Linked DNA regions of Homo sapiens: regions 1, 2 and 4 are each linked to region 3. The links are chromatin loops, found by intact Hi-C in ENCODE. Cell type or tissue: sigmoid colon. All regions are shown on one strand.

Region 1 (8,000 bases), 120 kb before region 3:
ATTTTGCTGTTTAAAATGCACCCCACCCCTCATGCCTGTAATCCCAGCACTTTGGGAGGCCGAGGCAGGCGGATCACGAGGTCAGGAGATCGAGACCATCCTGGCTAACATGGTGAAACCCCGTCTTTACTAAAAATACAAAAAATTAGCCGGGCGTGGTGGCAGGCGCCTGTAGTCCCAGCTACTCGGGAGGCTGAGGCAGGAGAATGGTGTGAACGCTGCGGGGTGGAGCCTGCAGTGAGCCGAGATCGCGCCACTGCACTCCAGCCTGGGTGACAGCGAGACTCCGTCTCAAAAAAAAAAAAAAAAAAATGCACCCCACCCCCTTCCACAGTACTAAAGTGCTGTCTAGCATCCCCAAGCTCAAGAAGACTGTGATTTGCTTTATGGAGAAAATGTGTTAGATACGATTCGTTCAGGTAAGAAGTTGTATTGCTTTTGGCTGTAAGTTCAGTGCTGGTGAATCAATGATACGTTTTGTATACAGAATTTTTTTTATTTTTATTTTTTTGAGACAGAGTCTCACTCTGTCGCCCAGGCTGGAGTGTAGTGGCACAATCTTGGTTCACTGCAACCTCTGCCTCTCAGGTTCAAGTGATTCTCCTGCCTCAGCCTCCCGAGTAGCTGGGATTACAGGTGCCCGCCACCACGCCTGGCTAATTTTTGTATTTTTAATAGAGATGGGGTTTCACTATCTTGGCCAGGCTGGTCTTGAACTCCTGACCTCGTGATCCACCCACCTCAGCCTCCCAAAATGCTGGGATTACAGGCATGAGCCACCGCACTGGGCCTGTATACGGTATTTTTAAAGCAGAAATACATATAAAAAAAGGGTACATACTGACCAGTTTGCGAAAATGTTGTGACTAAAGGCTCACAGGAACTTAACCCTGTATTTTCCCTGGGAGCAATGGTTCATTATTTGCTGACTATTCATGGCAGCTTGATAGAATGTGAATACCACAGCTAATGAGCATCAACTGTATCTGAAGGAGCCCGCTTCTGAAAATGATTATACAGCAAGCTCCGGGAGAACATGTCAGGAGATTGGCACCCTCTTATTGCAGGAAGACACTTTCTTTGTGCAATCCAAGCAGACTTTGCTCAGGAGAGGACAGTCCGAGACTAGAAGGCAGCAGAATGAGATGGAAATAGAGATGTCATATAGGGAGAGAGTATAGGAAAAAGCCAACTGCAGAATCAAAATCCATATGGTACAGAGTAAGAGGCAGATTTTGTTCAAGGATGTTCACTGCAATGTTGTTTATAACAGCAAAAAAAGATGTCCAACGATGGGAGATGAGCTAAATAAACTCTAATGTAGACATAAAATTAAATATATATGATTCAGGCCAGGCGCGGTGGCTCACGCCTGTAATCCCAGCATTTTGGGAGGCCGAGGTGGGCGGATCACTTGAGGTCAGGAGTTTGAGACCAGCCTGGCCAACATAGTGAAACCCATCTCTACTGAAAATACAAAAATTAGCCGGGCATGGTGGTGTGTGCCTGTAATCCCAGCTACTCGGGAGGCTGAGGCAGGAGAATTGCTTGAACCTGGGAGGCGGAGGTTGCAGTGAGCTGAGATCACGCCACTGCACTCTAGCCTGGGTGCCAAAAAAAAAGAAAAAAAAAAAAAATATATATATATATATATATGATTCAGCTATTCAGATATTGTGTATTATTTATTGACTTAAAAGGAGTAAGGGAAAAAAAAGGAAGATTCAAGTGTAAGTATGACGGGTCTGATACTTTTAAAAAATGTGCATATGCTTACTTAGAAAAAGCTTTGCATGATTCTATTAACATATTTAGGGTGTATAAGGTATATAAAAGTTACTTTTAATTACAAAATGCATCTATTTCTGTAGTGTTTGAATTTTTTGCAAAAAAATATATTGATGTTTTACTTGAGTTAAAAAAAAAAAAGATAAACATGGAGGCCGGGCACTGTGGCTCACACCTGTAATCCCACACTTTGGGAGGCCGAGGCAGGCAGATCTCCTGAGGTCAGGAGTTCGAGACCAGCCTGGCCAACATAGTGAAACCCTGTCTCTACTAAAAATACAAACATTAGCTGGGTGTGGTGGCGGGTGCCTGTAATCCCAGCTACTTGGGAGGCTAAGGCACGGAGAATCGCTTGAACCCGGGAAGAGGAGGTTGCAGCGAGCCGAGATTGTGCCGCTGCACTCCAGCCTAGGCAACAGAGCGAGACTGTGTCTCAAAAAAATAATAACCATAAATAAATAAATAAAAGTGGGATGAAAGATGTTACCAGTATAAACTGTTGGGCAGCACTTCTTCCTCTTTTCTCTCATAGCTCCTGGTTTCTACTGACCTGCAGAGTTTATGAAACTGCTGTTCCCATCTGTCTGTTCATGTCTGTCTTTGGATTGTGAACCACCCAAGGGCAGTCTGTATTTCTAGAACCTGACATGGTGGGAGGCTTCTGTGAGAGAAGATGCTACCTGCATTTTTCTTGGGTGGATGAGTGGTAGGCTTGGAAGATGGGGCAGGATGCTGGGGCGCCAGGCCGGGGGTGCAGTAGAAAATTCTGCTCTGTGCAAACTCCTGTTCGTCAGTTCTGTGACAGCTCCCCTCTCCTTCTGCCTCAGCTCCTTGAGAGAAAGGACTGTGTAAGTGGGTGAATGAAAAACTAATGAACTTGAGCTCATTCATTTGGGTGGGCCAGACAGCACCTTAATACCGATTCAGTAAGTTCAAGCCTTTGAGAGAGACTTTTGAGTTCAAGGATGTTCAACTCTTTGGGGTGAGCAAATAGGCAATGGAGGTGGTTTTGAGGTGTTCACCAAAGACCCACAATGCTGGCGTCAGCCTTGCATGTGTTCCCCAGGGTCTCCCGGGGGTCTCCTGCTCACCAGTTAAAGGCTTTCCTTCTCAGAGCTCATTGTCGGGAAGAGAAAGCCGGGCTCCTGGCTGGACCAGTGTCCTCATCCACGTGACGTTCCTGGAGCTGGACAGATCCCGGCTGAAATCTGGAGAGGGATTTGATAAATGCTCTAAACCCTCCCACTGTGTGCACTGGAGTTAATTTAAAAACCAGCTTCACAAACACACTCAGAGGCCTCAGAAGGAAAGCAGAGGGCAGGCAAGAGCCGAGGTCTGTGCCCTGACTCATCCTTCCCCCCCGGGGCGGGGACAAACGGCTCTGACATTTCCCGGGGCCGCAGCCCCCAGAGACAAACGAACGGATGGGCCGTGGCGGAGTCTCTGGAGGCGCCGGGGCAGCCTTGGATGGGGCTTGCTGGTCTTGGCCGGCCGTGCGCGGTGGAGGAGGGCTGGCGAGGCGGCAGCAGCCGTGTACTCGCCGTCTCCGAGGCCGTGGAGGAAGGGATTTCGTGTTTCTCCCTCTATGAACAGTCGGAGAATTTTCCTCCCATAAACAAAACAAACATGAGCCGAAGGGGCGGAGGCCCCAGGGGCAGGCTGGGTGGCCCTTTCTTTCAACCTCTCTGCATTTGTTTCTCCGGGGGCAGATTGTGGCAGCTTCTTAGAGCCCCAGAAAGCCGCCTGTGGGTGTCGTCATCTTGCTTGGTTAACCGAACACATTGCCTCTTGGTCCTAGCCAGGGCTCTGCTGTTCCTGGAGGAGCGGCTGTGGGCCAGCTAGACCCTTGTCCACAGAGGCGAGTGGCTCTGCAGAACATTCCACGGGGGTGGCAGAACAGGTGCCTCTTGGCATGGGCAGGCGGCATGGTGGGGTAGGCAGAGCCCCCGGGAGGGTCAGGAAGCAGCCACAGAGTTTTGAGCCACCCACCCACCCACCCACCAGCTTGCTGTGTGGCCTTCACCACGTCTTTCTCATCCCTGGGCCTTAGCCTCCCCATCTTTTGCTCCAGAAGTCGAGCTGGGTGATTTCTAGAGTCTCTACTCGCTGTTTGTTTTTGTGACCCGGGGAGGGGCAGCTGCGATGGTGGAGGGCACCCTTCTGAGGCCCCCTCCTCTCCCTGCCCTCTTTCTCTCCCCACATCTCTCTGATTTCCCCTTATTTCACTGACAAAGCTTAAAATCCCAGGGCTTTCTGTAGATAGTGGGGCTGCGGAAGACGGTGCCTGCCTCGGCTTGAAAACCAGGCCCAGAAAACACTGCCATCCATCACGTTCTCATTGTCACCTAGGAAGGCCCCAGAAGGTCAGCTTCCAATTGCCTCTCAGTACAGAGCGCGTTTGTGTTGCTTGGGGACTGACTGTCCTTTCACAGAACTTGTGGGAAAATACCTCTTCTCTTCTCCAGAAAAGGTGATGAGAAAGGTATTATTTAGAAGGTAGACAGGAAGGAGAAAGGTGGAGGCATATTCCACTCTATGAAAGGACGAGTATGGGATTGAAATATTTGTAAGCATGGGGCACATCCTATTAACAGTTGATGTCGGATATCTTGTCTGCTTTCAGGAAGGATTTGTGGCCGAGGTACAAGGGGTGGCTTTTGATATGAAAATGTGCATTGTGGCTCCCTGAATGAGGGGGGTGGGAGAGGGCTGGGATGGCCCCACTGGGCGGGGAGAGGAGCCTCTGGGAGCGACACCCGGGGAAGCTGTGAGGCGTGAAAGGGTGCTTTTAGGAAAGTCTGGATCAGACATGATGTTATAGGAAAAAATGCAGCGTCTAAGGAAACAGCGCGTGAATAGAGAGAAAGCCGAGAGACAGGGCAGGGAGGCAGAGAGGACATAAAGCAGATTGGCATTGGCAGCCAGGGGAAGGAGCTGCCTGGTGGCAGGGGCCACAGACTGGAGGGAGGATGGCAGAGGACACTCTGCTTCCCAGGGAAGGGCCCGGCCTGGGGCGGAAACTTGCAGAATGGCTGATGACACCAGTAGTTGGGCTTGCGCTCCTCAGAAGCATGAGGACAGGTGGTTCACAGTGTCACTGGCCCTGGGTCTGCACCTGGACCAAGTAAAGCATTACCTCAAGAAGCTTTCATGTGGGCCGGGTGCGGTGGCTCACGCAGTAGTTTGGGAGGCCGAGGAGGGTGGATCACAAGGTCAGGAGTTCGAGACCAGCCTGGTCAATATGGTGAAACCCCGTCTCTACTAAAAATACGAAAATTAGCCAGGTGTGGTGGTGCACACCTGTAGTCCCAGCTACTTGGGAGGCTGAGGCAGGAGAATCACTTGAACTCGGGAGGCGGAGGTTGCAGTGAGGTGAGATTGTGCCATTGCACTCCAGCCTGGGAGACAGGGCAAGACTCCATCTCAAAAAACAAACAAACAAACAAAAAAACCAAAAAAAAAAAAAAAACAAGCTTCCATGTGCACGGCGTGTCATCCCCTGCCTCCACCACCCAACTGGTGGGTGGAGGACAGATTCCACAGTAGGAAAAAGAGTCTCTGCCTGTTGGAAAGGGCTGAGAGGTACCATCTGCCACCTTTTTGTCCCCCTCATGTTGGAAGTGAAAAGGGACAGGTGCCCTATCTCAGGGCTGCAAGCAATTTCTAGAAACGCTCAAGAGCGTAGCTCATGGGGCCATGCCACGTGGCCTCAAATCCAGGCTCTCCCATTTTCCAGGTATGTGTGACCTTGGGCATGCTACTGACTCCCTCTGTGCCTCAGTTTCGTCACCTGTAAAAGGGGTATAATGTCAGTGTCTACCTCCAAGCAATGTGAGGATTAAGTGTGTGTGTTTTTAACAGCTTTATTGAGATATAATCCACATGCCTCATAATTCCCCCATTTAAAATATACAGTTCAGGCCGGGCGCGGTGGCTCACGCCTGTAATCCCAGCACTCTGTGAGGCCGAGGTGGGTGGATCAACTGAGGTCAGGAGTTCAAGACCAGCCTGGCCATGGTAAAACCCTGTCTCTACTAAAAATACAAAAAATTAACCGGGCGTGGTGGTGCGCACCTGTAGTCCCAGCTATCCGGGAGGCTGAGGCAGGAGAATCACTTGAACCCAGGAGTTTGCAGTGAGCTGAGATGGCGCCATTGCACTCCAGCCTGGACAACAAGGGCAAAACTCTGTCTAAAAAACAAAAACAGAAACAAAAACCGGTTCAGTGGTTTTCAGTATATTCAGAGTTGTACAACCATCACCATAATAGATTTTAGGACCCCAAAATAAAACCCATACCCATCAGCACTCAGTCCCCATTTCCTCCCACCCACCCCCTTTCCAGTGCTGAACAACCACCGCTCTACTTTCGGTCTGCCTGGATTTGCCTATTTTAGGCATTTCATAGAAATGAAATCATATAATATGTGACCTTTTATGTGTGGCTTCTTTCCCGTGACATAATACTCTCTAGGTCTATCCAGTCTCAAGGTTGTAGCATGTATCAGTACTTTATTCCTTTTCATTGCTGAGTAATATTCCATTGTAGAGATATATTGCATTTTGTGTATTCATTCACTGGATAAGGGACATTTTAGTTGTTTCCATTTCTTTGCCATTGAGAATAATACTTGCTATGAGTATTTGTGTGTGGACATGTGTTTTCATTTCTCTTGGGTATATGCCTAGAAGTGGAATAGCCAGGTCCTACATAACTTTGTTTAACTTTCTGAGGAACTGCTGGACTGTTTTTCAAAGTGGCTGTAACCATCTTATGTTCCCACCAGCAATGTATGCGGGTTCTGGTTTCTCCACATCCTTGCCAACACTTGTTATTATTTGTCTTTTTAAAAATGTATTATTTATTTATTTATTTATTTATTTTTCAGACAAAGCCTCACTCTTGTTCCTCAGGCTGGAGTGCAATGGTGCGATCTCGGCTCACTGCAACCTCTGCCTCCCGGGTTCAAGCAATTCTCCTGCCTCAGCCTCCTGAGTAGCTGGGATTACAGGCACACACCACCACTCCCAGCTAATTTTTGTATTTTAAGTAGAGACAGAGTTTCACCATGTTGGCCAGGCTGGTCTTGAACTCCTGACCTCAGGTGATCCACCTGCCTCGGCCTCCCAAAGTGCTGGGATTACAGGCGTGAGCCACCGTGCCTGGCTTATTTATTTATTTATTTATTTATTTATTTATTAGAAACAAGGTCTCTGTCACCCAGACTGGAGTGCAGTGGTGCAGTCATGGCTCACTGCAGCCTCAAACTCCTGGGCGTAAATGATCCTCCTGCTTCAGCCTCTCAAGTAGTTCAGACTATAAGCATGCTACACCACACCTGGCTAGGTTTTAAATTTTTTTGTAGAGACAGTCTCACTATATTGCCCAGGCTGGTCTCGAACTCCTGGCCTCAAGCAATCTTTCTGCTCTGGTCTCCTAAAGTATTGGGATTAAAGGCATGAGCCGCTGTGCCTGGCCTGGCCTTTTTTTATTTTAGCCGTCCTACTGAGTGTGATGTGGTGCTCATTGTGGTTTTGGTTTGCATTTCCCTGATGGCTAATGATGTTGAGCATCTTTTCACAGGCTTCCTGGCTATTTGTATACGTTCTTTTGAGATGTAACTATACAGATGTTTTGCCCAGTTTTAATTGACAAGTTAGTTCTTAGAAGTGCTTATCTGGCCGGGCGTGGTGGCTCACACCTGTAATCCCAGCACTTTGGGAGACCGAGGCGGGTGGATCACGAGGTCAGGAGTTCGAGACCATCCTAGCTAACATGGTGAAACCCCATCTCTATTAAAAATATTTTTAAAAAAATTAGCTGGGCATGGTGGCGGGCGCCTGTAGTCCCAGTTACTCAGGAGGCTAAGGCAGGAGAATGGCATGAACCCGGGAGGCAGAGCTTGCAGTGAGCCGAGATCATGCCACTGCACTCCAGCCTGGGTGACAGAGCGAGACTCCGTCTCAAAAAAAAAAAAAAAAAAGTGCCTGGAAGGAGTGCCTTGCCCATGGGAAATGCTGTGCAACTTACTATTAGGGAGAGTACCCAAGACTTGGCACATTGGGCTTCTCTCCCCCACGTTAAGGATTTTGGGGGCCCTGCATAAATGTCCAAGCGTGAGGGAACATGGTGACTTCACATTTTCTTTAGTTTTCTTCAAATAGTCCCCTACTTGGGGAGAGACTGCGATGGTTTCTCCCCCACACAGGTC
Region 2 (8,000 bases), 240 kb before region 3:
TATAACTGGAACCATACAATTTTTTTTTGTTGTTGTTGTTGTTTGTTTGTATGTTTTTTTGAGATGGAGTCTCGCTGTGTCGCCAGGCTGCAGTGCAATGGCGTGATCTCGGCTCACTGCAACCTCCGCCTCCCAGGTTGAAGAGATTCTCCTGCCCCAGCCTCCTGAGTAGCTGGGACTACAGGCGCGCACCACCGTGCCCAGCTAATCTTTGTATTTTTTAGTAGAGGTGGGGTTTAACCATATTGACCAGGATGGTCTCGATCTCTTGACCTCGTGATCCACCCACCTCGGCCTCCCAAAGTGCTGGGATTACAGGCATGAGCCACTGCACCCGGCCCACAGTCGTATTTTTTGACTGGCTCCTTTCACTTAGCATAATGTTTTCAAGGTTCATCCACTTTGCAGCATGTATCAATTCTTTATTCTTCTTAATGGCTGAATAATATTCCATCGTATGGATATATTGCATTATATTTATCCAATCATTAGTTGATGGACATTTGGGTTGTTTCCAGTTTACGGCTATTGTGAATAATTCTGTTATGAACATTTGTGTATAAGTTTTTGTGTGGACATGTGTTTTCATTTCTTTTGGATGTATTCCTAGCATTGCAGTTGCTGGGTCATATGTAAATATGTAACTTTACATTTAACCTTTGAGGAACTGCCAGAGTATTTCCAATGGCTGCACCAGTCTACATTCTTACCAACGAGGTATAAGGGTTCCAATTTCTCTATATCCTCGCCAACACTTGTTATTATCTGTCTTTTTTATTACAGCCATCCTAATCATTGTGAATTGGTTTTTCATTGTGGCAGGGCTGTTGCTTTTTAATCATAGGCAAATAAACACCCAGCCTATTGAAGCTGGATGGTACCACAACAACCATGTGGTCCAATTTGTTCATTTTATAGGAGAAGCAACGAACGTGTTAAGAGAATAAGAAACTATCTCAAGGTCACACTTAGTAAAGGAGGCAGTAACAGAACCTATAGATTTTTTTTTCTTTTAAGAAAGAAAGGAAATTAAAGCCAGATGGCATAAAAAGAGAGATAGAGAAAGAGAGTCTTCTATAAAACCTAGGAGAAATTTCTTTAACCATAAAACCAGAAGATGCTGGGTGCAGCAGCTCATGCCTGTAATCCCAACATTTTGGTAGGCTGAGGCAGGAGGACCACTTGAGTCCAGGAGTTTGAGACCGCCTGGGCAACAAAGAAAGAATCAAGGCTGGGTGCGGTGGCTCACACCTGTAATCCCAGCACTTTGGGAGGCTGAGGCGGGCGGATCATGAGGTCAGGAGATCGAGACCATCCTGGCTAACACGGTGAAACCCCATCTCTACTAAAAAAAAAAAAAAAAATACAAAAAATTAGCTGGGCATGGTGGCAGGCGCCTGTAGTCCCACCTACTTGGGAGGCTGAGGCCGAAGAATGGCGTGAATCCAGGAAGGGGAGCTTGCAGTGAGCCAAGATAGCGCCACTGCACTCTAGCCTGGGCAACAGAGCGAGACTCCATCAAAAAAGAAAAGAAAGAATCAAAAAGATTTTTTGATTCTACAAAAAAATTGAAAAATTAGCCAGGCATGACAGTGGTCCCAGCTACACAGGAGGCGACGGTTCTCTATTTATTCCTTCAGTCATTTTAATGGTTATTGGGGGAGGTGTGTCAGTGGACCATCTTGGACCAAGGTTTGGATCCCTTGGGCCCAAGAGTTCAAGGCTTCAGTGAACTGCGATCGCACCACTGAGCTCCAGCCTGGGGACAGAGCAAGGCCCTGTCAAAAAAAAAAAAAAAAAAAAAAAAGCACAAGACAGACAATGAATCAATAACTAATAAAGGATAGTCATAAATAGTTAGTCATGGATCCTCTACTACGTCTTAGGTGCAGAACACGGTAAGTGCTTTACATTTGCTTCCCTGTTTAATGCTAGCAACATGCCTATTTTAGAGAGTTGAAGTGTAAATAAAGGATTATGACCCTAGACTCTTATATCTAACTACTGTCTGTGTATAAAGTAACAGACAATCTGAGACATGCGAAGACTCAAAAAATCCACCGTCCATCCACCCTTCCCCCAAGGTTTACTCAAAGTAGCATTTCAGTGGTGTGAGAAATTAATCAAAGTAAGGAACTCAGGAATGAGGAAGTCATTTACGTAAATGAAATGACAATAAACAATGTAGGCAGAAAAACTGAGTTAGAAGGCTGGGTGCAGTGGCTTACACCTGTATTCCCAACACTTTGAGAGGCCAAGATGGAAGGATCACTTGAGGCCAGAAGTTCCAAACCAGCCTGGGCAACTCATTGAGACCTTGTCTCTACAAAATAAAAAGTGTTTTAAAAATTAGCCGGGCGTGGTGGCATGCACCTGTGGTTTCAGCTACTCGGGAGACTGAGATGGGAGGATCTCTTGAGCCTGGGAGGTCAAGGCTGCAGTGAGCCATGATCCCGCCACTGTACTGCACTCCAGCCAGGATGACTGAGCAGGGCCCGGCGCCCCCACCGCCCCCCGCCCCCACACACACCTGCGCCACCACCGCCCCCCACCCCCACACACACCCACTACCAAAAAAAAGAGAAAAACTGAGTTAATTATGAACGTAGTTTGAAATCACAATGCCAATGTCAAAAAATGATTCTTCAAAGAGCAAGCATATGATGTAAAATTTTAATAATGGCCTGAAGCTAGGATCCTAGTTTATGCCGGCAAACCTGTGTCCTCCAGCAGCCTTAAGCTCGGCAGAGATTCCCAGGCGCCGGCCTCGCGGGTGAACTGTCACACGTACCCAGAGCTTGGAGGAGGCGCGCCGGGGGAGTGTTGTGCTGGGGATTCCCAGGCCGGCTCCTGCTTCTCGCCTGATGAATGTGGAGTTCCTTCAGCCATCCCTCGGATCCTCTTAAACTTTTCTAAGTTTCAGGAGTGTGAATGACGCATTCCCCTAGTGTTAAGTGGCGACAGTTCTCCCTCTATTTTATCTCTTCAGTCATTTTAATGGTCATTGGGGGAGGCGTGTCAGCAGACCATCTTGGATGAAGGGCAAAAAGACCAGTTAGCATGGAATTGAGGTTTGTCGCTGGTGATGGCAGTGGGGACATGATCGCACGTCCTTGGGTCAGACTTCTCAGCTCTCTCCTCCCCATTTTTACCCCCAGCACTCGGTCAAACAAACAGACAAACAAAAAGACCCCTGCAACTCCCAGACAAACCAAAGCTAGAGTGTGTAGGTTGGGTGGCTTTCTGTTGGATAGTTGTGTGTCCCAAGTTACACGCATCCTATCTTGGCCCAGCTCCACTGGAGCCCGAGCGGCGGGGCGCAGGGTGCGAGCGGGAGGCTGGTGTTCTGCCCGCGATGGGCAGGGGAGCCGGGTGGCCGCGGGGCGAGGAGCCGCGAGGGCCGGGCCGGCGTGACACCACCTGGCGGAGTCTCGGGGAAGAGTCTTAAAGGCGCGCGCTCCTCCGTGCCCCGCGCACTCGAACGGGAGCCGCGGAGAGCTCGCCTCCCGCTGCCGCCGGCGCCTCGGGGAGGTAAGTGCCACCCGCGGATCCCGAGTCGCGGCCGGGTGGGGGCGGCCCGCGGCTGCCCCGCGCTCGGGAAGCTCTGGCTGGGGCTGCGGTCGGAGGGCGGCGCCCAAGTTTTCTTGAAGGCCTCGGAGGGCAGCTGGAGCGGCGTAGAGCCTGCGCGGGGATGGCGGGGGTGGCCGCGGGCCGGGGCCGTCTGGGGGCGGCCATCCCGGGCGGTGCGTGGAAAAGTAGGCACTGGTGCGCGGCGAGGGGCGCACGCCAGAGCCCCAGCCCCGCGTCCTGCGCACTTGGCGCGCTCTGGCCGCGGTCCCGGCGAGCCCCAGCCTGCTCCGGGCCGCGACCCCGGCTCCGCGCCTTCCTGCCCGCCCGGGTCCTTTGTAGCCCGCTGGCCCCGCGGTCGCGCACGGTCACGCCGGCAGGTCGCGCTCGGCGGCCGGCCAAGCCAGCCCCGGCCCTGCCGCGCCCGCGCCCCGGGCCACCCCGCCCGGCCCCCTCGGCGCTGCACCCCTCGCTTTCCCCATCTCCAGCCGCTCGCTATTTTCACACCTCCCGGTGCCCCGGCCCCGGCGCCTGATTCAGTGCTTAGTAATTAATTTGGCGTTTCAGAATGGTCAGCGGGCTGGATAATGGGTGCATTCATCCCCCGGGCTAATCTGAACAGAGGTGGGAAGAAAGGCTTTCACAGACAGAAAATGCCATTCGCCGAGCGCTCAAAGGGGCTGTCACTCCCAGAATAAATCGCCGCCGCGCCCGCCGGCTCCTCTGGCCATTTCCATACAGCTCCGGCCCGCGCCGCGGACCCGCCGGCCTCGGCCTCGGCTCCCGGGAATCACTCACTCGAGTGCCTTCGACGGGAAAGTCGGGCGAGAGCTGGACCCAGGCGGGGGCCGAGGGAAACGGGGAAACTGGAGACTCGGGTGAAGGCCGCAGGGGACAAAGAGATTGATTAGAAAATCAAACGCGCATCTAGAAGGAGGCGCAGGCGACTGCTCAAGGCGCGGACGGCGGAGCTGGGGCTCGGGAGCGTCCGTCCAAAACCCCCGAGGTTCGCCAAAGAGGAGGGCCCGCGGCCCAGACCCTCCGGAGCGTGCCCGAGGCGACACGGCAAGCTTCTGGGGCTCCCAAATTGTGAATGGAGTTCAATGCACAAGCATAGATAGTAGAAACAGGGTCGACCTGCACAGACTTTTTATTCCGAGTTCCTTGTGCTATCAGCCCCGTCGCCCTCGCGGCCTGGAAGGTGACACGGTGTCTTCCCCGGCCTCCTGCTCGCCACCCCTGTTGGGACCCTCGGGTCCGCCTGGGGACATCTGCTGAGCGGGTGACGGAGGCTTTATCCTTTGATCCCTTCTGGATCCGGTGACGCGCTAAGTGTTGGGCACGTACGGCCTACGGAGTTTGAATGCTGGGGCCTTCCTGTTGCGGCACCCCCAGCCCACTGGTGCAGCGGGATCGTGCGCTCCCGCCGCAGCCCTAATCCAGAGGACCGCGCCGCGCCAGCGCCTTCAGCCAGGCTGTGGCGCCTCCAGTGGGTAGGGCTGGCTCGGCTCTAGCCAGGTGAAGCTCCAGACTCTGGATTTTCCCGTCTTCGGGGTTCAGCGTGTATCCACCTCACCCGGCCGACTTGGCCCTGGGCCCTTTCACCCAGTGGAATCCTGCCACTGGGAGAAGAGAAAGAGCTGTGGCTCTATGGCGAAATCTTAGCTCGGTTGAGAGGCAGAACTGACACAGCTGGGACGAAGGGGAGTTTCTGGAATGGCCAGATGCGTGTCCCAGGTGTGTAGGGGAGATGGAATCTCCGTACTACTCATCAACTTCTGAGTGGAAGTCATCCCTCCCCTCTGTGTCTGTTTCCTCATTTGCAAAACAAGGATAAAATGAGATCACATGTGGCCCCAAGTAAGGGGGCTCTCAGTAGAAGGATCCCAGGCACCGCTCCCACCACTGACCACCAACCTTGCTGCACCTCCCCCGCATCTCTCCACGTCTTCACCAACATTCTCCTGGGAGCTTTAGCGACTCCCAGATTTTCTCTCAGGCTGCCTCCACCCACCCCTTGTGGCTTTCGGGTTCTGATATCCAGCTGTCCTTGAAATCACGCTTTCTAAGAGTTGGAAACATCCTTCCACAGATTCTAGAGCCATTATACAGATAGTGATATTGAGGCCTAAAGTGACTTGCAGTTGTCACCCAGCTAATTAGAGGGCTTGAGCCAGAATGGATTTCATGGCAAACAGTGAATCTCGGACTCTGGGCATCAGACTTCCAACCGCCCCCACCCCGACCCAACACACACACACATACACACACACCCTCCCTCCTCCTCCCCACCGCTGCCCCACAGCTTCCCTACGTCTGGGGAGGGGCCCAGAAGGCTGCATTTTAAACAAGCATCCTGAAGCATGTTGATGCAGGTGGTATAAGGACCATATTTAGGGGAATGCAGCCCAAATCAGGTTCTTTACCTAGCAGGCCCTTCTCTCCCAGGACCATGGGCTTTGCTTGTTCTATGTGCGTCACATATGATCTGCAGAACAGTCTTTTCGGTGTCCTCCCAGACTGGAGGCCATAGTGGGTGAGGTCTATTTCTAGGAGATGCTCCAGTATCCTCCAGAATGTGCAGCCAATGAGGGAGCGGCAGGGGGTGAACTGTGCACCCAGCCAGATGAGGAGAGGCCAGAGTGCACCGCAGGCTGCCTGGATGTTGAGTCCCCAAACCCAGGGGCCTTCTCTTACCAATGTGCTTTCACAGCTGGACCTAACACTGCACACTGCAGGCCCCACACAGACAGTACAAATGTGCCCAGAGGCCCCCCTTGGCAAGGCAAATCTGCCCACGCCAGGGACAGAGCAGCCGGCCATAGGGGGACCCATGCCAGCAATAACCCAGGTGTGAGCTGTGGCCCAGAATGCCAGCACCTGCCCCTTCAGCATGCTGGGGTTTGGAGGTGTGAAGTGGGCGGTGGAGGGGCAAAGAGAAGGCCTGGAAAAGTGGAAGAAAGTGGGTAGGGGGAGGAGAAGCCATCAGGTACGGGGGTGGTGGGTAGTGGGGGGGACAAGTCCCTATTTATGTAAGCCATTTGTAGCTGCGAATTGTAAAACTGGGCAGGCTTCTCTGGAGTAATTCATAGTGTTTGGACAAGACAAACATTGTTCTGCTTTAAACAAACCTCCAGAAAGGTCAGCTTGGTTCATCCCTTTGCTGCGAGTCGCTGAGACTATCCAGATGATGAGAAAATCAGATCTTCGCTGAGGGGGCCCAGGCAGGAGGTGGTGGACTCCTGAGCCCTTTGGATGCTGAGCGAGGACACCCAGTGCAGGGAGGGGCCTTGGCTCTGTTGAAAAGGCTGGACTCCCAATCCGGAGCCAGGAGATGTGAGGTGTGTGTGTGCACATCACAGATTGTGAGATTTTGATGATGGCAAGGACATCATCCACATTCTAGGGCCAAGCCAACATGACGTGCAACATGAATCTTCTTTATGTGGAAGAAGAATTGATGGGAAATGAAGGTTCATGGATGCAGAACCAAATTAACCCAACTAATGCTATGCCCAGATATGGCCCTGGACACCAAGAAATCCATGTTCCTTGCATATGGATGCCCTGGTAGGGCCCTTCTGTGTTCATTTAGCAAACATTTTTGAGTGATCACAATGTGTCAAGTTTTGTGCTGGGTACTCAGGGTTACAGTAGGGAACAAGAAAGATATATTAGTAGCACCCACTCTTGGGGCCTATAGTTCTGGGTTATCCTCTCCTTCCCTGTCTTCCCTAAGAAGAGAAGCTGTTCACAATTTCACTTCCAGCTTCTCCACCGCCATCATGGCCTCACCAAGCCCCCTGGCCAAGACCCAGCATACCAGCTCCCTCCACGGGGCCTGACAGTAAGTGCTCAAGAAATGCTAGCCGCCATGGTTATAATTACGAGTACAATTGTGATTACGAGACTCCATTGTTTTCTTTTCTTTTCTTTTTTCTCTCTCTTTCTTTCTTTCTCTTTTTTCTTTCTTCCTTTCCTTTCTTTCCTTCCTTCTCTCTCTTCCCTTTCTTTCTTCCTTCCTTTTTCTTCCTTTCTTTCTCTCTGTTTCTTTTCTTTCTTTCCTTCCTTCCTTCTCTTTCTCTCTTTCTTTTCTTTCATCCCTTCCTTCCTTCTTTCTTTCTTTCCCTTCTTTTCCTTTCTTTCTTCCTTTTTTCTTTCTTTCTCTTTCTCTCTCTCTTTTCTTTCTTTCCTTCCTTCCTTGTCTTTCTCTCTTTCTCTCTTCTTTTCTTCTCTCTTTCTTTTTCTTTCTTCCCTTCCTTCCTTTCTTCCCTTCCTTCCTTCTCTTTCTTTCATTCATTCATTCTTTCTTTCTCTTTATCTTTCTTTCTTTTTTCTTTCTTCCTTCCCTCCCTCCCTTCCTTCCTTCCTTTCTTTTCTTTTATTTCTTTTCTTTCTTCCTTCCCTCCCTTCCTACCTTCCTTCCTTCCTTC
Region 3 (8,000 bases):
CTCGCCCTGTCCCCTGTCACCCAGGCTGGAGTGCAGTGGCGTGATCTTGGCTCACTGCAACCTCTGCCTCTTGGGCTCAAGCAATTCTGCCTCAGCCTCCCGAGTAGCTGGGACTACAGGCGTCCACTGCCACGCCCAGCTAATTTTTTGTATTTTAGTAGAGACAATCTGCCTGCCTCGGCCTCCCAAAGTGCTGGGATTACAGGCGTGAGCCACCATGCCCGGTCAGCCTCTTATATAAGGACACTAATCCCATCCACAGGGTGAGATCCTCATGATTTGATCATGTCCCAAAGACCCTACTTCTTAATATTCTCACACTGGATATCAAGTTCCAACATAAGAATTTGGGGGGGGGGGTACTAACATTAAAACCTTGATAGGGTCTAAGAGGCCCGTCCTCGAGGCCATGGTCCTAAGATGGGCAGAGCTGCCCATAGACCACTGTGCCAAGCCCCCTGGTTGGGTGACATCACAGGTACATCTGGGTTGGGAGGGGCGCCAGGTTCCATGTAGCCCAGAGATCCCCATCATTCCTTGCTTCAAGCCAGAGGTTGGTCGGAGGTGACAGCAGCCTGGTGGAGTGCCGTGTGGGTGCTGATGCTCATGCTCCCAGACCTGCAGGGCAGGTCTGTTTGAGGTCACTGTTGCAATGCGCATTTTGAATATTTTCAGCTGTATGTGCATGGCAGGGGCTTGGCCCATGCACTGCATATGTAGCTCATACTTGGTGAGCTGTGTAATGTGTAGAGGTGTTGCCAAGGGCAGCGGAAATGTGGCCTTTTTCCAGCATAATCATGAGTCCTACCACTACCTGTCCCTGCCCCTGCGGCCAGGACAGCTCCCACCCCTGGAGTTGCTGAGATCTGCTGGGGGTGGAAGGACAAGGGCTGGTTGCTTTGTCCTGACTGACCACTGTCCATTGCTCTATCCCTCTGGACTCCCGGCAGCAAGGTGTCCAGAGGAAGGTACCTTTCAGGGCTTTGCCCTTGGTGTTAGGCAGTTAAGCAGGTCCCCTTCAGGACCGTGTGGCAGTGCCTGGAGAAGCACAGGGGGCTGCTTTGGATGCCATGCCTGGTTTCCAGGGCATTCACTGATGGGGGAAAGCTCAGAGACCAGAGAGGGTTGGGCAGGGCTCACTGGCCCTTCTGCTATGACCCCAGGGAGTGAGAAGGCCCCCTGGGAGGCCTCTGCAGGAAGTCTAAGGCTAGGCCTTCTCCAGCCAGCTCTTTCTCTAGCCTCTTCTCAGCAAACTTGAGACTCTGCCAGCTCTGCCCTTCTGCCTGGCCCTGAGCAGAGGCCCAACATCCCCAAAATCTTCAAGATGAATTGTATTAGCTTCTAGGGCTGCCAGAACAAAGTACCACAGACCGAGTGGCTGAAACCACAGAAATGTATTTCTCACAGCTCTGGAGTCTGGAAGTCCAAGATCAAGGTGTCGGTAGGGTTGCTTTCCTCCAAGTCCTCTCCTGGCTTGTAGATGGCCACCTTCTCGTGTCCTTACAGGGTCTTCCCTCTGTGTGTCTGTGTCCTCATCTCCTCTTACAAGGACACAGGTCATAGGGCCCACCCTAATGACCTCATCTTAATTATACTTAACATTTTTAAAAATTTTAATGGGTAGTTAATTATACTTTAAAGACCCTATCTCCAAGTAAAGTCACCCTGTGAAGTCCAGGGGGTTAAGGTGTAAGGTTTCAACAGAGGAATTTGTTGGGACACCATTCAGCACACAGCACCAACAGATGCTCGGAGCCTGGGATCAAAGCTGAGCTCTCCTGGAGCCCCAGCCCAGGGTGCCTTCTGCAGCATCCTTGTTGGGCTGCTCCAGCCCATGCTGGCTGGGGACACCACAGCTGTACAAGGGGTCCGAGGTGTCCAGCACGGCAGAAACAGCCATATCCCGAGCTCATTCGTATTCAGCTCAGTCCTGGGGAGAGGAAAGCGGGGCTCTCAGGGATGCTGGGGGTGGCTCCCCCATTGCTTAGCTAAGGGGCACTCAGTTGCCACGGTGACCTCTGTCTGCACAGTCAAATACACTCGGCCCAGCCACTTCTCTGGGCTGGAGGGCTCCCCCCACCCAGAGTTCACACTGAGTGTTGAGTCCCTTGGTGACAAAAACATGGAAACGGTTGCCATGGCAGCCATTCTTTGGAGCCCTCAGACTGGAGTGCAAAGTTCAGGATGCCCAGGAACAGCTGAAATGAAAATACGGGAAAATCCGCTTCCCTCACCCTGGAAGGATGACTCGGTTGGCATTCAGTGCTCTCCTGCACTCGGCTGTCCCTGCCCTCCCCATCCCCTGGTCCATGTGTGGGTGCAGGGGGGTGCCCTCGGAGTGCAGGAGCAGAGTGGCCCCCAGAGACGTTGACAGAAGCCAGCCAGCATAGGAGGGCAGGCTCAGCTGGGGTGGTTCCATTGTCTGGAGTGGTAAGTGGGGAAGTGATGACTGCTGGACGTTCCCTGGGGAGGTGTCCTTGTGGCTGCTGAAGCCACAGAGCTTGCCTGTGTGTTGGTTTCTTCAAGCTGCTGCTCCTGTCTCAGGAGGGCTCAAGTCTACTCCATGGCCCAGCCTGGGGAATAAAGGTGTTTCGCCCAGTGAAGGCTACAGTGTGTGAGGGTGGGATCAGTGAGGGGAAGACAGTGCGGGGCAGGGGAGTGAGTGGATGGCTGTTTCTCTTGAACAGAGGTGAGTACAGCAGAGGCCCCTCCAGGTACCCCCTGGTCTGGGGGCAATGATCATGTGTCCACCCCCAGCAGGTCCCCAAGAAGGCCCCATGAGGCTCTGGTGACCTGAGATGCACCAACCAAAGGGTTCTGCAGTCACAGTTGTTTGAGAAACCAACACACGTATACAGGATTCTTAGGTTAAAGGCTCTGAAAAGTCTTGCAGTAAGGAACCTCTTGACTTTGTTTAACCTAGTATTTCACAAACTTACTAGAGCAAAGTTTCTCATTTATTTAGCGTCTCTTATTTTTGAAATCTCCCTTACTATCTTGCAGAAATGACATCTGGTAACATTTGTCCTCTGAGTCAATGACATCGGCACCACTTGTGAGAAATGCATATTCTAGGGCCTCACCCAGATCTGTTCAATCTGAAGCTCTGGGGCGGGGCCCAGCAGTGTATTTTCACAAGCCGGCCAGGGGATTCTGATGCATGCTCCATTTGGGGAAGTCCTTCTACTAGGGAAAATACTGGCAGAGAATTTGGAGTAAGAGGAATGGTCTGGGGACCTTGGGCGGCATGGAGGAAGGGAGGCCACCTGGTAGGGATGGCTTAGGCGTGGGAAGCGGCAGTCCAAGGTTCCCGGGGCTCTGGAAAAGGCACTACGGCCACCCCAAAGGGTGGGTTCTCATCTTCTGTCCCTGAGCATTGAGGACCCATTATGGTTTTCTGAGGCTGGTTGGAGGGCCAGGCTGTGTGTGGAGTGTCATGAGGGCTGGTGTAAAGTGACTTGGGCCTTTGGAGAAGCGCACCCCTGAGGAACCTCCCTCTCCCCGCCAGCACTGCTCTCACCCGAGCGCCTGCCCTGGGCAGACAGCTTGCCCAGAGTGCTGGGGGCGTGGTCAGCACCTGTAGGCTTCCTGGACAAAGTGGGCCTTGACAAGGCCAGGAGATGGCTTGTCCCGACGGCAGTGCTGGGTGGCACCCTCACAGCGTGGGAGGCAAGGCTTCTTGGCCCTGTTGTTAGCAGGTGGGGGTCTACGATCAGCTTGCCACCACCCACGCGCTCCTGTATGGGCCACTCTGTGCAGTCACTTCCTGGGGCTGGGTCTCCTTTCCCTTCTCCCCAGGCTCAGGCAGGGCGGACCTAGCCACAGCAGCTGGGAGCCCACCCGTCTGCCTGTGCTTCCTTGCAGCCGTCCAGATCCACATCCTGAAGGCGGACAAGGCGGGGGACTGGTGGAAGTTCACGGTGAACATCATCTCCGTGTATAAGCAGGGCACGAGCCGCATCCGCCGCGGTGACCAGAGCCTGTGGATCCGCTCGCGGGACATCGCCTGCAAGTGTCCCAAAATCAAGCCCCTCAAGAAGTACCTGCTGCTGGGCAACGCGGAGGACTCTCCGGACCAGAGCGGCATCGTGGCCGATAAAAGCAGCCTGGTGATCCAGTGGCGGGACACGTGGGCGCGGCGGCTGCGCAAGTTCCAGCAGCGTGAGAAGAAGGGCAAGTGCAAGAAGGCCTAGCGCCGAGGCAGCGGGCGGGCGGGCGGGCGGGCGCCAGGGCGGGGCCGAGCGAGAGCGGGCGCCTTGGCCCGGCCGCCGCGGACTTGGCCCGCGAGGGCTTTCCCAGGTGGGGGGAGGGAGGGGGCGGGGCCGCACGGCGCGGGGGGCGGGACCCTCGGCGGCCCCTCCCCCTACCCCCACCCTGCGCGCTCTGGGCGGGAGCCGCGTGCACGCGGGGCGGGGTGCGCCGCCGGCCGGGCCCTGGAGAAATGACGAGACGTAGCTACCTCACGGGGCTCCTTCCAGAGCAGAGACGCGCTTCCCTGGGCCTGGGCGCGGCCGCCGTGGAGGGGCTGGGGGCAGCCTGCCCTGGGGCCCGGGGGCGGGCGCAGAATCGCACAACTGGGGCCCCAGGCGCGGGGCGTGGATGGCGCGGAGACGTGGACGGGAGGAGAACTGTGAATTCTCAAGCCCGTAGTGTGGGCGGGGCGCGGAGCACCCACCAAACCACCACCCGACACGCAGCCGACGGGATCCCCCCCTTTCTCCCCGGCCCCTTCTAGCAGTTCCCCGCGGGCCACCTGGCTGTCACAGCCTGGACTCCTCCATCTGAAGGGGCCTGGCAGCATTTGGGGAGTGGACAGCTCCTGTCCAGCCAGCATGCCCCAGGCGGCCTCTGTCTCCACTGCTACCTGCTGAGTGGGTCCTACTGGGTGGGGGCTTGGGGTCGGTGAGTGGTTCACCTGTGGAGAGAGGAGAGGAAGCCCCTGCTGCTGCCTGTCTCTGCCCCTGCCCCTGCCCCTGCCCAGCGTGGGGCTGGCCCATCCGGAAGGCAGTGGGCCCAGGGACACCCCTGAGAAGCCCAAGCCGGGTGGTCACCGCCTCATGCTGGAGCTGCCTGTTGGAGGAGGCATCGCAAACGCAAAACCTCCCAGAGAGTTTCCTTTTGGAAACTTGGAACCAGCCCTTTTTATGACGTTTTCCAGGGGGAGGGGGAGGGGCACTGGCTGGGTTTACGGCAGTGACACTATTTATGTAAATGACATCAGCTCCCGCAAGGCCCCTCAGCAATGTCAACAGCTGGAAAGGGCCTGAACGGGCTTGGAGTCTGCAGGCTGCGAAGGCACTTGGGCCTGGCTTGGGGCCGGGGGCTTGTTTGAGCTGGGATGGGGTTTGCTGGCTCAGTGAAGTACCAGAGTGCCTGAGCCATGGGTGGGCAGGGGCACAGGAATGACCAGGTTCCTGGGGGCCAAGGAGGCCATGCTGGCTTCTCCAAGGGAAGGCACAGAGGCTGCCGGCCTGCCCCCTACAGCTGTCTTGGGTCTGGCCTGGGCCACACCTTGACCGTGCCTTTCCAGACGGTCTTTGTGGAGTCTGCCCGTGCCCTCCACTGTGCCCCAGCCCTCCTTCCAAAATCTCCTAGAGACACGGTCCTCAAGCAGGCAGCCCCTTTTGTTCTGACCTCCTCACACAGGGTCCATTCCTGTGCCCTGGGGCCTCCTGGCTCCCTGCCTTCCTGGGCTCTCTGCACTGCCCGGGCCTCTGGCCCACATCCTCACACCCGGCGCACTGAATTAAGAGGCCTGGCTCCCCTCACAGTCAGGAAATTGGTTTCACTTTCCCGGCCAGAGTTTGGCTGCTCAAAAGGGTCATACCAAGTATGAAGCTCGGCCCCCGGTGGTCTGGCTTCCCTCCGCCTTCCCCACATTTACCCGCATCACGGCTGCCATTTATTGAGCACCTGCTGTGTGCCAGGCACTTTACCCACATGCTCCCAGTGTGTACTCATGACAACCCTGTGGGACAGGGACTCATTATCACCAGCAAGGAGACTGGAGTACACGTGCCCAAGGTCATGCTGCAAATTGGTGGCAGGACTGGGGCTCAAACTCCAGAGCCCGACTTTCTGACCAGGGGCCACGCTGGCCCTCACTGCACTCCAGCTCTGCAGCCTACCCGCCCAATCCCTGTGCAGGCTGGGAGGGTGCTCTTGGGGGAGTGGCCACCGAGCCCCTGGCCCTGGTTACTGCCTCTTGAGGACACTGGCATCTGGGCTGGAGAACAGGAGCCCGGGGTGGGGTAGGGCATGGGGACAATCACATCTTCAGAGGAGGCAGCAAAGTGGTGCGGGATGCAGGGACGGACTTGCCAGATGGCAGCTCCAGGTTCCAGGAAGGCAGGCCTTGGATGCTCCGAAGAGGTGGTAGAAAGGTGTTTTTAGAAAGGTGTTTTGGCTGCCTCAGGGTGGTTGGAGAGACTCCAGGAGAGACTGGCAGAGGTGCCTCAGGGGCAGGGAGCAGACAGACCTGCCCTGGGAAGGGGCATTTGGCTTCCCTGAATCCAGCCCAAGGCTAGAAGACAGGGCCCCTCTCCAAGCTGTCAGCGCCCCTCGGATGCCCAGTGTGGTGTGCTGGGCGCCATCAGCATCACAAGGCACTACGCTGCTGGGGCGGTTGTCCTATTTCTGTCTATGCCAGTGTGGTTTCTTCACCCTGCCCAGAAGGGCTGTGGCAGCCCCACGATATCCCACCCTGGGTCTGGGTCTCACGGGTGTCCTGTGAGGGGCTTGCATTTGTGGTGGTCTCTGAGGCCACCTCAGCAACGGAGCTGGCGACACGCCAAGCAACAAGGCATCTTGCGGAAAATTCAGCCAGTGTCCTGCCCCTCCCTTCGGCTCAGCACCCCGCAGGGCACAGGCTGTCCGCCCGGTGGTCTGGCCCTTGGGGAATGCGTCAGGGTGACCAGATCCACCATGCTAGCAGCCAGGTCACTGTTGGGATTGCACGGTCGTCACGAGCTGCCTTTCCTATCCACACACCCAGCCAGGACCCAGCCCACCACTCCCGACTGCAGCCCCGGCCTCTGCGGTGAGCACCATCCTTGGGAAAGCACCCCTCCTCCACTCCGGTGCCCCACTCCAAGGAGCAGAGGGAAATGGGAATTGAGGTGTCCCGGTTTGTACAGTTAGGAAGGGATGTAAAACGGAACTAGATTTTGATTTTGAAGAGTGTATTAACCAGAATTGTGCTATGTAGGTGTTTGTTTGAAGAAAAACATACCAGATTAGTCTTTGTTTTTGAAACAGCTTCCCCAGTTGTCCTTTTTCTTACCAGCTGGGTGGTCTGGTGCCCCTGACAGCTGAGTGCCTGCTTTACGGACACGCAGTAATGCCGAAGATTTGCGGGGGAGGACATAGGGCTGTCCCCGGGATTCACCTGCTGGCTGTGGTCTCTGCCCACTGCTTCTGTCCTTGGAAAGCAGGGCAGGAGGCAGCATCCCCAGGGGCCTCTATGTGGGAGGGAGGGACACCTGGGGTCACAACCCAGGGAGGGAGGGTCACAGCCCAGGGAGGCTGGGAGCTGCTCCAAGGCCCTGGAACTCTGCCTCAGTCGCGGCATGCTGGAGAGGGGTACGGACTTACTTTCTTGGAGTTGTCCCAGGTTGGAATGAGACTGAACTCAAGAAGAGACCCTAAGGGACTGGGGAATGGTTCCTGCCTTCAGGAAAGTGAAAGACGCTTAGGCTGTCAACACTTAAAGGAAGTCCCCTTGAAGCCCAGAGTGGACAGACTAGACCCATTGATGGGGCCACTGGCCATGGTCCGTGGACAAGACATTCCTGTGGGCCATGGCACACCGGGGGGGATCAAAATGTGTACTTGTGGGGTCTCGCCCCTTGCCAAAAGCCAAACCAGTCCCACTCCTGTCATTGGACGTTTCTTCCCATTCCCTCCTCCCAAATGCACTTCCCCTCCTCCCTCTGCCCCCTCCTGTGTTTTGGATTTCTGTTCACTCAGAATTGTAAATGTTTAGTTGTGACCATGACGTA
Region 4 (8,000 bases), 220 kb before region 3:
AGAGGACTGGTTTCAAGAATCTGAAGAGGCAGAGAACCTTGATCTGGGCTGCTGTGTAGCGTAGGGTTTGGGCCACCTGCAGACTTAACAGAGAGGGGGGTTTGGAATGGACGTAGAGGAGTTCCACCGTATTACAGGAGGTTCTAGACCTCCTGGATACAAGGTGAGTAAGACAGTCCTGCTCACCAGGAACTACTAAAGATGATAAGCGTAGACCTAAGTGACCACAATAAAACTGGAAGGTGACCCCGCTCATCCTCTCCTGAAGACCCCTGGCCTAAGCTCAGCTGGCAATGTAGAAAAGCCACACTCTACCAAGAGCCATTTCAAACTTACTGCCATGCAAGGGCCATCAAAAGCTCTGTGGACATAGGCTGGGCGCGGTGGCTCACTCCTGTAATCCCAGCACTTTGGGAGGCCGAGGCGGGCAGATCACTTGAGGTCAGGAGTTTGAGACCAGTCTGGCCAACATGGTGAAACCCCGTCTCTACTAAAAATACAAAAAAATTAGCCAGGTGTGGTGGTGGGTACCTGTAATCCCAGCTACTTGGGAGGCTGAGGCAGGAGAATCGCTTGAACCCGGGAGGCAGAGGTTGAGAATGCGCCATTGCACTCCAGCCTGGGCAATAGGGCAAGACTCCATCTTAAAAAAAAAAAAAAAAAAAAAGGCTCTGTGGACAGAAACAACATTCAGGAGGAAGGCTTGGAAAGCACTTCTCAATCCAGTCTTGTAGATGCTCCAAAAGGTACCCCAGTCAGCTGAGCACCCCAATTTGCTTCTTTTCCATTCCTCTTTGCTGGAATGTCTTTTCCTGACTTGGGTTTTGATGCGATGCCATCAGCTTACATTCAGGGGGATCACAGAAACTGTCCAACCGAGCTCACTGTTGTGACTGTTTTGGGGATGTTGTCAGGGACGTTTGCTCATTACCCCATACTGTGTTCCCTTTCTGGGCCACGCCCCCACAAGAAATTCCTATCTGATTTTAGTACCAAGAATAGTTGTAATTCCCTTGAGCAGTAGGTCTGTTTTTATCTCATGGACACTGGGAATTGTGTAATGAACATGGTCTCCTCATTTTAGCTGCAGGAAAGCTTAGGGACAAATTTGTGGCCCACTCAGAAGAGGTGTAGAGGTTGGAACTCCAGGGTGCATTGGACCTGTATCCTCCTCTCGACTTTGTCTCCCTTCTTAGCTTTTCTTTGTTCTCTTACTTCATATTTTACTGTGCAAAACTGAGAGCATACAAGCAAAGATAAATAAAAATCACCTGTAATCTCATTATTCCGAGATAACCACTATTAACTGTGTTGTCTTTTTATGCATACTTTTTAAAAAATTAAAATGACATTATACTGTGTGTTTTTAATTTGCTTTTTTCATATTATAATATGTCATGAACATCTTTCCCTGTAATTAAGTGTTCTCTAAATGATTTAAAATTTCTGTATAGATCAAGCGACCTCATACTAACAGCTAACATTTCTATATGCATGTACTATGTGCCTGGTTTTATGCATATTTACATTTGCATACATGAGAAAGCCTATTTATATGTGTTACAGACCTGCAATATGTATGTCTATATCCCATCAGCTATAATATTCAAATGTGTCAACTCACGTGATGCTCACAACCCAGTGGGGTAGAAAGTATTATCTCCCTTGTACAGATGGAGGAAACCAAGGCATAGACTTTCCATAGTCACACAGCAGAGGCAGAATTTGAACCCAGGTACCCTGGCTCCGAAGCGTTTCCTCCTAAGAGCTATGCTGCCTTTCAGTATACCATTGCGATTTCACAGGTCACCATGGTTAACCATTTCATTTATTTCCTTTGACCTCACTTTTAATTTGTTATTGTGTCATATTTTATGTACCCTTGTAAGTTACCTGAAATCCTTTCTGCCACAAGGTGAGGTAAGGCATAAATAAACAGTGCAGAGTGTGGTAAACGGCACAAGAAGGCACAGCTAAATTGCTACCCCGGGGTAAGAAGATGAATCCAGGCTGTCCTGCAATGGAATGGATTTATTTTCTTGAGCTGTGGTGAGCTCCCATCCCTGGAAGAGCTGGCTTGGGTGGCCGTCTCTCTGGGAGGCTGGGGAAGGCCTTCTTCCAAGGAGACGGAGCTGGGCCAGACGAGCCCCGAGGCCCCTTCTTAGATTCTCAGGGTTTATGAAAATGCCAATAAGACAAACTGAGGCACTTAATGGAGCTAATGCAGCAAGGCAGCCCTTGGGCCGGAACCAGGACCTGGGGCTTTTCATCCGGGTCTATTACTGGACCACACATCTACAAGTAACAAATAAACGAGCAGAGATTCCGTTCCAAACTCTCGGCCCAGTGTATTCCTTTCCCAGAGCTCTCTGGCTGCTGTTGCAAGATGACCAAAGGATGCTGTCACTGTCCTCAGTCTTTTTATTGGGGCGATGGAGAATGAGGCAAGGAGGGGCTGGGTGGCCCCGCAGATGCCCCATGACACCATCATTCGGCAAGGTTATGCATTTGACGAATGCCCTGCAGTGGAAGGAGCCCAGGCTTCTCTTCCTGTTTTTGATGTTTACTTGGGGGTTGATCTTGTGCGAGTTTCTTCAGCTCCCGGGACCCTCAGTTTCCTCATCTGCAAAATGGAGTTAATACAACAGCAAAGCTGCTGTGGAGGTCCCATGAGCTATTACAGGGCTTTGCACCCTTAAAAATGCGGTTGAGGAAGTACCGATACGCCTGCCTCAGGGGATCTGGGGAGGGCTGGGCTGTCCCCATGCCTGAGACCAGGCAGGCCCGTCTTGGAGGGGCGGTGGCCAGCGTCCAGGTGCTGCCAGCTTCCTACCCCTTCAGCCTCCTGCCCACCACTGCTCCCTTGGCTAGAACGAAGCCGCGTTCCCGACAGACAGGCTCACGCACGGTGATATCCGTGGGAGTGCGGGCGAGCAGCCCCTCCTCGCCGGACCCCGGGGGCTTCGGGCAAAAATGGAGAGCAGGCAGAGGTCACATCCTCCTCCTCTTCCTCACGCTCCCGGGCTGCGTGCCCACAGGGGCACAGCCCTGTGCGCGGTGCCACCGGGGGCCATCAGGCTGGGTTAGAGGAAGGCCCGACCTCCGCGCAGCAAAGAAAACAAACACAGATGTGTTTGGCTGGGACCGGGAGGGAGAAAGTGGCCCCCTTCCCCCGCCCGCGCGCTCCCCCGGGCGTGAGGCTCTCCGGGCGGCGCGGGGCGCGGGCGAGGCTGACAGTCCCCGGCGGCCCCTCCTCCCCCACGGGGTGCGCGCCTGGCCCGGCCCAGCCCCCTCTCCGGGGTTTCCCCGGGTGCTCTCCTCGCTTTCTCTTTGTCTCTGCTGTTCTTTCTCGGGCTCCCGGGTTCCCACCCGCCTGTGCTCTCCCTCTCGGGCGTCCGGGCCGGTTCCCTTTAACTTTCTTCTTTCCCGGGGTGAAAACTTTGCTCGGAGCTGGCGGCAGCTCGCGGACGTTATTGGCCGGCGCCCCGCCCGGCGGCCCCGCCCCCCGCCCCCGCGCTCCCCTCCGCCCCTCACTCCCAGCGCGAGTGGCGGCGGCGGCGGAGCCTTCGGGGGCGAGCGCGCGTGTGTGTGAGTGCGCGCCGGCCAGCGTGAGTGTGTGTGCGCCCCGGGCGCGGGCAGGGCAGCACTCCGAGCTCGGCGGGAGCGGCGGGAGCCGGGCGGCCGCGTAGTCACTCGGGCGAGAGAGGCGGCGGCGGGGCCGGGACCGGGGCTGGGGCTGGGGCAGCGGCGGCCGCGCCGGGCATGGAGCTGGCAAGCCCGCGCTGAGGCGGGACGCGCCTGCTAGCAGCGAGCGAGAGGCTCTCCGGCGACCGGCGCGCGGGCTCCCCGGAGGGGCCAGGCAAACTTTTCTTTCTCTTTTGCCCCCTCCAGAGGTAAAGTCCCGAACGCGGACTTTCCGGCGGGGACGCGATCGGGGGGCATCTGAGAGGGACCCCGGGCTGCGAGACGAAGGGGCGCGGGCCGTGCAGAGTCGGGGTCCCCCAGCTCTCCTGCGCCCGAAACTTGGGGTGCGAGGGGGGCTGGTCGCGGACGGGGAGACCGGCTCAGGCATGCCCCTCGGGCGGCGTGGGGGCGGCGGTGGCGGGGAAGCAGAGCGTTCTCCCGCCGGGCGGGGAAGAAGGGGCGCGAGCGGTGCGGACTTGGAGGGCCCCGGCTTCGCCGCCCGCGGGACTTTGGGGGAGAGAGGCGGGCAGTCGGCTGCGGGGTGGGTGCCCAGGAAGCCGGGCGTTCTCCCGCATCTCCGCTCGCCACCCCGCCGAGAGCTGGAGGGCGCGGGGCGGGCTGGCTGAGCGCAGCTCCCTTCTCTCCGCAGGCGCCTTCTGCGGCAGGCGGACAGATCCTCGGCGCGGCAGGGCCGGGGCAAGCTGGACGCAGCATGATGCGCGCAGTGTGGGAGGCGCTGGCGGCGCTGGCGGCGGTGGCGTGCCTGGTGGGCGCGGTGCGCGGCGGGCCCGGGCTCAGCATGTTCGCGGGCCAGGCGGCGCAGCCCGATCCCTGCTCGGACGAGAACGGCCACCCGCGCCGCTGCATCCCGGACTTTGTCAATGCGGCCTTCGGCAAGGACGTGCGCGTGTCCAGCACCTGCGGCCGGCCCCCGGCGCGCTACTGCGTGGTGAGCGAGCGCGGCGAGGAGCGGCTGCGCTCGTGCCACCTCTGCAACGCGTCCGACCCCAAGAAGGCGCACCCGCCCGCCTTCCTCACCGACCTCAACAACCCGCACAACCTGACGTGCTGGCAGTCCGAGAACTACCTGCAGTTCCCGCACAACGTCACGCTCACACTGTCCCTCGGCAAGAAGTTCGAAGTGACCTACGTGAGCCTGCAGTTCTGCTCGCCGCGGCCCGAGTCCATGGCCATCTACAAGTCCATGGACTACGGGCGCACGTGGGTGCCCTTCCAGTTCTACTCCACGCAGTGCCGCAAGATGTACAACCGGCCGCACCGCGCGCCCATCACCAAGCAGAACGAGCAGGAGGCCGTGTGCACCGACTCGCACACCGACATGCGCCCGCTCTCGGGCGGCCTCATCGCCTTCAGCACGCTGGACGGGCGGCCCTCGGCGCACGACTTCGACAACTCGCCCGTGCTGCAGGACTGGGTCACGGCCACAGACATCCGCGTGGCCTTCAGCCGCCTGCACACGTTCGGCGACGAGAACGAGGACGACTCGGAGCTGGCGCGCGACTCGTACTTCTACGCGGTGTCCGACCTGCAGGTGGGCGGCCGGTGCAAGTGCAACGGCCACGCGGCCCGCTGCGTGCGCGACCGCGACGACAGCCTGGTGTGCGACTGCAGGCACAACACGGCCGGCCCGGAGTGCGACCGCTGCAAGCCCTTCCACTACGACCGGCCCTGGCAGCGCGCCACAGCCCGCGAAGCCAACGAGTGCGTGGGTGAGTGGGGTGCGGCGGCGGAGCCGGCGGCGGGTGGGGCCGCGGGCGGGAGCTGCTGGGCCTCGCAGCGGCGAGTTCATAGGAGCGCGGGTCGAGGGAACGGCGGGAGGCGCGTTCGCCGATGCCCGGGACCCGGGAGGGCTCAGAGCAGGTCCACTCGCTCGCGTGGCGCTCGTGGTGGACGCCCGAATTTGCGCCCAGTGCTCTCTGCGAAGCCAAGAAGCAGCAGGAGAAATGTTCCCGGGAGGGGGTTTGGCAGAACATTTGCAGATAGGTCTCCGCTAACCCTGGATCCAAACGCAAACATTCATTGCCTTCCCCCTCGTTGGGTTGGACGCTGGGATTCACCTGCACCCACCCCCCTTTCCCAAGGCTGCAGCTGGGCTCGCGGTTGGGGACCCCGGCCCAGTTCCTGGGAAGTTCCAACTCCACACCTACAAATCCCTTGGGAGATGGCAAAGAACTGTTTGTAGTTTGGGGTCAGTTCGGTACCCGACGAGTATCACTCCTGCCCTCCATTTGTCTTTTCATGATTTGAAACTATTTTTGTCTCTCTTTTGAACAGCGTGTTTGTGTTAGCAAAAGAAGAATGATGTGATTTCAATTAATTACTATCTGCTGATTACAACGGAGCGTTCAGTAATTATTTTAAACGAATTCAATTCTGGTCTAAAAAAGTATACCAGATTTTTTTTATTAGCTTCAGGCTTTGGTGAAATTAAACAGTTTTGAATTAACTAAGGGTCCAGCTTCTCACTTTTTAAATAGGGTTTCATTTCCTGAAAGAGAAATCTGACAAAACCGGGTGAATACGGCTGGGTCAGAAATGAAGCTAAAAAAGGATACGTTCTGCTTCTGAATTGGACGACTTTGCTGCTGCAGAAGCTCTCAGAAATCAGTTTCTCCCCATAAAAAGAAAAAAAGGGTGAGGGGAGGTAGCAAGACTACACCTTACTTTTTCAGTATGGGAAGTAAAGCTCCAAAGCCCACATTTATTTGAGCGAAAATTATTTAGTCTGTAAATGTCCCATTTGGTGTGCATCCTTTATGAACGTACAGATTTTTCCTCTCCATCTCCCCATCTCAAACAGCCAGTGTGAGGCTCTTCAATTGCTTTGCCCCTCTTAGGCACATTTCAAAGTTTGCTGGTCCCCACAAACACACGTTTTGAGGTCTGGTTCTGATTAATTGTGTCATGTTGTTGTCGAATAGTTTGTGCCTCATGACTGTGGATGCAGAGTTTTGAGCAAGGGAATGGAAAACATGTCTTGGAGGGCCGGATCGCCGCAGAGGCCCAGTCAGGCGTCCTGGTCTGAAGACGCCGGGCCTCCCGCCTCCTGTTGCAAGGGAGGCCTCCATTTTTACGCTCGTGTCCCGCTCTTGCAGACATAATTGTTTGTCCCCTTTCTTTTAAGGATCAGAACTAGTTTCCAGTCTGAAGACACTTTTCAAGATTTCGCAGAGAGAGAGAGAGTGTAGTTACACTCCGACTTAGTAGTCTTCTAGAATAAAATTCCTTTGATCTGCTCAGTTCCCTCGGAAATGTTGGTTTTTCCCATCTCTTCTTTTCCCCCTCCTTCCTCTTTTCTTTTCTTCCCTTTGTGCGTAAAAGCCCTTTATTGACATTTAAAGGGATTCCCAGGGTTTTGCTATCAGTTTTAGTTTGTATGTGCATATGAAAGATAACTTTGTCTTGTCACCATCAGGGTCTAATTGGACAAATGCAAGTGAATACATTTAGGCGAATAAACTTGATGTGGTGGTGAAATTTCTCTGGCTTGAAGATTTGCCTTAGCGTTGGTATTGTTCAGATTCACCACCCACCCCCAGGTCTTGCCGTCAGTTTGGATGTGGACACGTAACCTGCGTTTGTTATAATGATGGTCATGCACTTGAAATAATCTCTATAGTTTGGGATTTTGTCTCTTGACCAAAGCACTAACTATGCACACAAATTGGATTGACCTTTTTTTTTATTGGCTAAATTGAGCAATCAACATATTAACGAATGTAATTAGTAACCGTTTTTGTTCAAAAAGTTTAATTAGGCTTAATAAGTACATAATCTACATGACAAATGATTGGCTAACAATATTTTTCTGGGTTTTACTGAAGTTATTTTAATTCCCAGTAGTTAAAGTATCTTTAAATCTTGCCAATTATTCAGTCATCTCATAAAAGCAAAGCCAATTCAACTATGTTAAAGTTATTTATAGTTTCCTTTTTGAATAGATGTTCTGATACCTTGTAGATATAGCTGGGAACATCAGATTGAAGTTCCCATAAAGTCTTAATTGAAGTCTTAGTGATTTTTCCATCATTCTGTAAAAGAGAAAGACAGCAAGGACAATTTAGGGGTGATTTACAATTAAAGGTTGAGCTTTTTATGAAAAGGCCCTGTAGTGGAGATATGTGAATGAATTAGTATTTGACAGGTGTTCTGAGATACTAAAGGGCACTGTGCTAGGAAAAAGCATTAATAAATCCTTCAAAAGTAACTTTGGACTATCAGAGGCTCAGATTTTCCTCCCAACATAATCTCTTCTTGCGAATTTCACGCTGTTGACATATAAAGTCAAGCTACCC

What was found. A loop is a pair of places that touch in the nucleus more often than their neighbours do. Peaks named below come from ENCODE experiments on the same cell type or tissue, not always from the same donor. Only the 100,000 strongest peaks of a DNase experiment are listed, where the experiment ranks them.
Region 1: it touches region 3 in a loop (3-fold over the local background); 3 of 110 quality-filtered maps call a loop at or near these places.
Region 2: a loop joins it to region 3, with 6 times the contacts of the local background. A loop is called at or near these places in 2 of 110 quality-filtered maps.
Region 4: it touches region 3 in a loop (3.0-fold over the local background); 4 of 110 quality-filtered maps call a loop at or near these places.

What each region holds. Positions count from the first base shown.
Region 1 is chr17:9,112,531-9,120,530 of GRCh38, forward strand. All of the region lies in intron 2 of NTN1 (netrin 1), which reads left to right. Among named protein-coding and RNA genes, the nearest start is that of NTN1, 95 kb to the left of the region's middle. In sigmoid colon, no CTCF peak of the experiment used is centred here; DNase peaks (open chromatin) are centred at 3,101 and 3,531; H3K4me3 peaks cover 1,076 bases; H3K27ac peaks cover 1,156 bases.
Region 2 is chr17:8,999,614-9,007,613 of GRCh38, forward strand. It overlaps a transcript of NTN1 not described here. Among named protein-coding and RNA genes, the nearest start is that of NTN1, 18 kb to the right of the region's middle. RefSeq lists silencers at 3,395-3,504, 3,535-3,584 and an enhancer at 4,209-4,838. In sigmoid colon, a CTCF peak has its summit at 3,448; DNase peaks (open chromatin) are centred at 3,618, 4,316 and 6,798; H3K4me3 peaks cover 1,754 bases; H3K27me3 peaks cover 831 bases.
Region 3 is chr17:9,235,776-9,243,775 of GRCh38, forward strand. NTN1 (netrin 1) reads left to right here. Exons shown (of 7, transcript NM_004822.3): 7 at 3,865-8,000. The coding sequence ends at 4,193. LOC124903923 (a long non-coding RNA gene) reads left to right here. Exons shown (of 2, transcript XR_007065614.1): 1 at 1-2,430; 2 at 3,004-3,209. Among named protein-coding and RNA genes, the nearest start is that of NTN1, 220 kb to the left of the region's middle. RefSeq lists a silencer at 4,208-4,657. In sigmoid colon, no CTCF peak of the experiment used is centred here; DNase peaks (open chromatin) are centred at 4,136, 4,416, 5,166, 5,746 and 4 weaker places; H3K4me3 peaks cover 1,551 bases; H3K27ac peaks cover 3,775 bases.
Region 4 is chr17:9,017,978-9,025,977 of GRCh38, forward strand. NTN1 (netrin 1) reads left to right here and starts at 3,533. Exons shown (of 7, transcript NM_004822.3): 1 at 3,533-3,608; 2 at 4,334-5,414. The coding sequence starts at 4,397. RefSeq lists silencers at 2,895-2,944, 2,995-3,784 and an enhancer at 2,931-3,474. In sigmoid colon, no CTCF peak of the experiment used is centred here; DNase peaks (open chromatin) are centred at 3,444, 3,654, 4,464, 4,864 and 1 weaker place; H3K4me3 peaks cover 4,406 bases; H3K27ac peaks cover 385 bases; H3K27me3 peaks cover 1,206 bases.